Linked DNA regions of Homo sapiens: region 1 is linked to region 2. Evidence: read pairs that join two places in POLR2A ChIA-PET (ENCODE). Cell type or tissue: GM12878. All regions are shown on one strand. Each heading gives the region's core, and the rest is flanking DNA. Links, peaks and the distances in the headings are about the cores only. Region 1 overlaps CCND2-AS1 (CCND2 antisense RNA 1). Region 2 has its middle 120 kb from the start of CCND2.

Evidence for each region. Peaks named below come from ENCODE experiments on the same cell type or tissue, not always from the same donor. Only the 100,000 strongest peaks of a DNase experiment are listed, where the experiment ranks them.
Region 1: POLR2A ChIA-PET joins it to region 2 with 10 read pairs; 17 of 35 experiments call an interaction of 5 or more read pairs at or near these places.

What each region holds. Positions count from the first base shown.
Region 1 is chr12:4,268,438-4,271,343 of GRCh38, reverse strand. The region is part of intron 1 of CCND2-AS1 (CCND2 antisense RNA 1); the gene reads left to right. Among named protein-coding and RNA genes, the nearest start is that of CCND2, 3.9 kb to the left of the region's middle. RefSeq lists silencers at 92-161, 1,676-1,745, 1,756-1,965. In GM12878, for the core only: a CTCF peak has its summit at 1,865; DNase peaks (open chromatin) are centred at 1,675 and 1,894; H3K4me3 peaks cover 2,500 bases; H3K27ac peaks cover 1,922 bases.
Region 2 is chr12:4,152,330-4,155,235 of GRCh38, reverse strand. No RefSeq gene overlaps it. Among named protein-coding and RNA genes, the nearest start is that of CCND2, 120 kb to the left of the region's middle. RefSeq lists an enhancer at 1,324-1,693 and a cis regulatory region at 1,221-1,814. In GM12878, for the core only: a CTCF peak has its summit at 1,592; a DNase peak (open chromatin) is centred at 1,665; H3K4me3 peaks cover 465 bases; H3K27ac peaks cover 2,500 bases.

The DNA of each region.
Region 1 (2,906 bases), core at 144-2,643, 120 kb before region 2:
AAGTGGGGGCAGCGGGGGCGAGGAAGAAGCGGGTGGTCGTCCCGGGGCCCAGCCCACCCCGAGGAGAATGCCTGGGTGGCGAGTCCTCACGTCTCGGGAGTGAGCCGAGGGCCCTCTCGCCCCTTCCCTCTCCCCCTCCCCCTACTCCGTCTTGCTTTACAGAGAAATTCCAGCGGGGAGGGGGGCAGCGAATGGGAGGGGCAGAGAGGGTCGCGGCCGGATGCCCCCCCTTCCCGGCGCCCTCTGCATTCATGGAGACCCGCAAGTTCGGGCGCTTCCCGCGTGGCAGGCTCGCCTCTTGAAGTTCCCCTGTCCACTTCCCCTTCCGATTACTGACTGTTCCCGAGCGTGAAGCTCGCCATCGAATCCAATCCCCGGTGGTTTTGCAGACTCTCACACGTGGGGTGGGGCGTGAGAGGGTGCGGAGGTTGGCAGGAATGTCTCTAGGAGGCTTGGACTGGAAACTGAGTTTTCCCTTTTGGTCGCCACTCCAGCCATGTGTTAAAACCCTAATGTCTTGTTAAAATGCACTCCACCTAGCACGCGGGAAAACGCATGTTGCCTTCTAGGCAAAAGTGCACACTTTCTTTCAGTGTAGACTTCGGTTTCAAGAAAAAGCGCAAGAGCCTGTGCTCTGGCTTTGAAGTCCAAACTGATCACCGTGGCGCGGGGGTGGGGGGCGGCGGGAGGGGGTAGATTGTTGGTTCTTCCTTATCTCCTTTTCACCCTTCACGGAAAAAAAAATACATATATATATATCCCATGTAGGACTGGTGATAAACTTTAGCGAACGCCAGTTTTATTGGACTTTTATTCTTTTTCCGGCCGGCTCCCCACCCTCTACGCTAGCGTTTTGGAGTTTCGGTTGGAAAGTGTACAAAGCCTGGAGGTGGAGGGTGCAGCAGGGTGTTGGGTGTTTATAGGCACTTTTCTGCAGGAGCCTGCAGCACTAAGCACACATACTCCCAAGCTTACCTGGAGGATGCCTCCCAGCCAGGTGATTCCGCGGTCGGCTCAAGGCCCGGGAGCAGCGCGAGTTCGAGTCCCGCCTTCTCCGCGCAGGGGCGCCTAGGCCAGGTGGGGAGCGGGTAGTGACTGAGTTCAGGCTCAGAAATGGGAGCCACTGCCTTCCCCTCGGCTCCCCCAAAGAGTGGAGCTGTGTTTGTGTTTCTCCGTGGAGGGATGGACGGTCAATCAAAACCGAAAACCCGACTGGCAAAATGCGAGGGGACACATAAATCCGAGGGGACACATAGGAGGCACATCAAGAGGAAGGAGGGAGTGCAGGCAAAGTAGAAAAATGCGGACAAGGAGAAGAGGAAAACGTCGGGAAGCGGAGAGCACGGGGGAGCAGGGTGGGTGGGGACGGGCAGTGCGATTGCAGGTGTTCACTCGCTTCCGGGACCCTCTGGTCGCAGCCGCGCCCGCCGGGGCGCTGGGCCGCTGCGTTCTGGAGGGGGGCAGAGTCCGCCAGGCCTGTGCATCCGCACTCCCTTCGGCGAATTTCGGCTTGGACGGGGCTGGATTACTGAGGCGGCAGATGCGACAGGCGTGAGTTAAGAAGGCGAGCGCCTGCCGTCTGTCACCCACCTAGCATCTCACTCCCCTCCCTTCGGAAAAAAAAAAAATTAAAAGACCCGAACTTCCCCCTCTTCCTGTCTGATTCAGCTTAGGACACGCCTCACGCGGCCGAAAATAGCTCTGGAAATACATTTGCTTTACAAAAGTGAATTTTCCAATAAGCTTTGGGGCGGGGGGCGTCCGGCGGTCGGCGTCGGGGGGTCCTGCCTCCCGGGAGGAGAAGGAACCGGCCGCCTCCGCCCTTCTCCCCCTCCAGGCGCCCCCGGGAGGGGGCCGCTGGGCGGCGGAATCGCGCCTCCGCTCGGGGAGCCACCACGCGGCTTTTTCGCGGAATTTTGACGTCATCCACACGTGGGGGAAGGGGCTGGGAGAGCAAGAGGAAGCGGCGGGGGAGGGGGCCGCGGCTGGGAGAGCGCGGCGGCGGCGCGGCGGGTCTGGCACCCTCGCGGTGGGCGCAGCGCCGGGCAGGGTCCGGGCCCTGGGCAGCGCGGCAGAGGAGGCCGTGCCGCGGACCCCGGAGCCAGCGCCGCGACCCGCCTCCCTCCCCGCCCCCCGCCCCTCGCCATCTTCCACCCCCAAGCAGTTTATTTTTTCTACTTTGAAATCGGGGCCGCTCTTTGCTCCGGAAAAAGCTCATTTCTTTAGGTTATGGTCCTGTTCCGCTGGGTACTGAGATCAGACTGAAATCCCGATCACTGGTCGCGACCCCCGCCACTTGACTTTCTATCCTCTCTCCACTTGAGAGTCGTGAATGTCTTTTTCGGTTCCTCGGGGAGTGAGTTCTGCATTGACTTTTACACCCGGAGTTTTTCATGCGCGACATATTCCTCCCTGCTCCCCCGCCCCATTCACCATCTCAGTATCAGCTGGGTTGGTTAATACGATGGCTATTACATGTAAGATAACCCGTGCATGCATTGTGAGCGATATCGGATGAATTTTGCTGCATTTGGAACAAATGGATCTAGAAATACCCTTTCAAAACAGTTTTACAAATCGATGTGAAAACATGTAGGGCGACTCCCTTCCCACTCGCTGGATACCCTCGTGGCATCCGTGCTCATGCAGAATCTTCTAAACTGCAAGGGCTGAAAACTGCAGCTGCAGAGTGAGCCCACGCACCTTCATTTCCCCTAAATTTGGGCAAAGTCCTTTTAATCTTTCAATCTGGGGGGTTATAGCTGAAATGTGTCATTATTTTCTAAACCCACGGTGACAGTTCTGAGTTTATGCTGAAATTTACAAGGAGCTTCAGTGGGGATGTTTGGGAGAGAAATACTGTGAACTGACTTTTACCTCTTTGAGGTAAAGGGGCTGTTGTAGGA
Region 2 (2,906 bases), core at 255-2,754:
TTTTATGATTTTTGACAAATGTATGGTGACATATACACCATTACAGTATCTAACGGCATAGTTTCACTGCCTTCAAAATCCCCTATGCCCTCTATTCATCTCTCACCCCTCCCCACAAATCCCCAGAAAATCTTTTAACTGTAGTTTTGCCTTTTCCTGAATGTCCTACAGCTGGAACCATACAGTATGTAAACTTTCAGATTAGCTTCTTTCATTTCACAGCATGCATTTGAGGTTCCTTCCTGTCTTTTCGTGGTTTGACAGCTCATTTCTTTTCAGAGTTGAATAATACTCCATTATGTGGATGCACCATTGTTGGTTGCTCCATTCACCTGCTGAAGGATATCTTGGTTATTTCCAAGGTTTGGCAATTAAGAATAAAGCTGCTGGCTGGGCACGGTGGCCCTCACCTGTAATCCCAGCACTCTGGGAGGCCGAGGCAGGTGCATCACCTGAGGTCAAGAGTTCAAGACCAGCCTGGCCAACATGGCGAAACCCCTGCTAAAAATGCAAAAACTAGCCGGGCATGGTGGTGGGCACCTGTAATCCCAGCTACTCGGGCAGCTGAGGCAGGAGAATCGCTTGAACCCAGGAAGCAGAGGTTGTAGTGAGCCAAGGTCGTGCCGTTGCTCTCCAGCCTGGGCGATAGAGCAAGACTCCATCTCAAAACAAAACAAAAGAAAACAAAACAACAAGCTGCTATAAATATCTGTGTGCAGGTTTTTGTGTGGACATAAATACCAAGGAGTTCAATCAGTTGTTGGCTTGTGTGGTAAAAGTGCATTTAGTTTTGTGAAAAACTGCCAAACTTGTCTTCCAAAGTGACTGTACCATTTTGCATCCCTGCTAGCAATGAATGAAAGTTCCTGTTGCTTCACATTCTGTCCAGCATTTGGTGTTTTCTATGTTCTGGAGCTGGCCATTCTAATAGCGTGTAATGGTGTCTTATCATTGTATTAATTTGCATTTCCCTGATGACATATGATGTTGAACATCTTTTCATGTGCTTATTTGCCATCTGTGTATCTTCTTTGGTGAGATATATTCAGTCTTTTTTTTTTTTTTTTTAGAGGCGGTGTCTTGCTATGTTGCCCAGGCTGGTCTCAAACTCCTGGGCTCAAGCAACCCTCCCGCCTCAGCCTCCCAAAGCGCTGGGACTACAGGTGAATCACCACACCCAGCCTATGCAAAGTCTTTGGTCTTTTTTAAAAATCAGATCGATTGTTTATCTCATTTAATTTTCACAACAGCCTTCTGAAGTTGCCCTGAGATGGAATATTATCCCAATTTTATAGGTAGCAGGGGGACCGGCGGGGCGCAGAGTTAAATGGCTTGCCCAAGCTCATAAGTAGACACACCTAGATGGCTGGCCTGCTGCTTCCTGGTTCTGTTCTCCTTTGGCTCATTCACCAGGTGGCCTATCCCCAGCCCCCACCCAGTTTTGTTGAAAGCAGCTGAGGACAAGATAGCAAAGTTCTGATAATCCCAGGCAGGCTTCCTGGAATCAGTGTGGGGGAGCTGGGGAACACCCCAGAATAGTGCCAAGACCTTGCTGAGGACTCCACCCACAGGAAATCCCCTGGTCTGTGGCGCCTCTGATGACAGATTTGACCAACTGCCCTGAAGTGTGTGATACAAGGCCTGCTCAGGACTGTTTCCTGGGTGCTTCTTGGGGCCAGGCCATGGGCTGGACGTGAGACAGTGGGTGGAAGTGGGGTGGAAATTCTACTAATTGCTATGGCTTTTGCTTCTGGGGAATTCCACTCTCACCCCATAGCCCTCTGCAGCCATCACAGTAAGCCTGCTTTCTTTAAAAGTAGGAAGTCACTGACACCTGTCACCCTCTATGTCTTAATTTTCCCCATTTCTTTCCCCATCGAACTCAGGAACCATAATCAAGAATTATCATGAAAGACCCTGTTAGTTCCAGTTTCCAGATGAGTAGAAAGTATCGCAATTTTTTGTTATGTTTTAATTAATTGTTAAGTATCTAAACAACGTAAAACTGATTCTCCCTGTAAAACTTGGACCTTACACATAAAGTCCCATAGGACCAGGCCGGGCGCAGTGGCTCACACCTGTAATCCCAGCACTTTAGGAGGCTGAGGCGGGTGCATCACCTGAGGTGAGGAGTCCAAGACCAGCCTGGCCAACATGGTGAAACCCTGTCTCTACTAAAAGTACAAAAATTAGCCGGGCATGATGGCAGGCACCTCTAATCCCAGCTACTCGGGAGGCTGAGGCAGGAGAATCACTTGAACCCGGTAGGTGGAGGTTGCAGTGAGCTCAGATCGCGCCACTGCACTCCGGTCTGGGTGACAGAGGAATACCCTGTCTAAAAACAAACAAACAAAAAAAACCTCCTGCAGGATCAGACAGCACCTACTCTATCTCCTGGTAACCAGGCCTGCCTGTAAAACAGGACCAGTGGAGGTCTCTTGCTTTCCCATCTTCTCTTCCCGCTGCCCCTTCCCTGGACCTAAGGGTGCGCACAAAGGCAACAATTGTCAGGAAAATGGATCCAGAAATGTAGCAGGCTCGGGAGTCTCTCGCAAGAGAATTCTGGCGTCCCAGTTTCCAGGGACTGTGATCTGGAAAGGGAAGTGCCACTAAATGCAGAACTTTTTGTCCCAAGGGAAGGATCCAGAGGGGACCAGAGTAGGACATCATTGACCTGGATTTAAGGGCAATGTTGCTGGGATCCTTCTCCCCTCTCTCACTAAACTCGAAGCTGTTACCAGGTTTCCCTTTAATTTACTGACATATGGAATACAGTGTCTTTATGCATAGAGAATGAAAAGCATTGTTACAAAGGTTATTTCCCTTCACTGCATGAATAAGATCATACTGTATGTATTGTGCTTCAGCTTGCTTTTGTTCACTTAACTCTGCAGTGGGGATTTTTC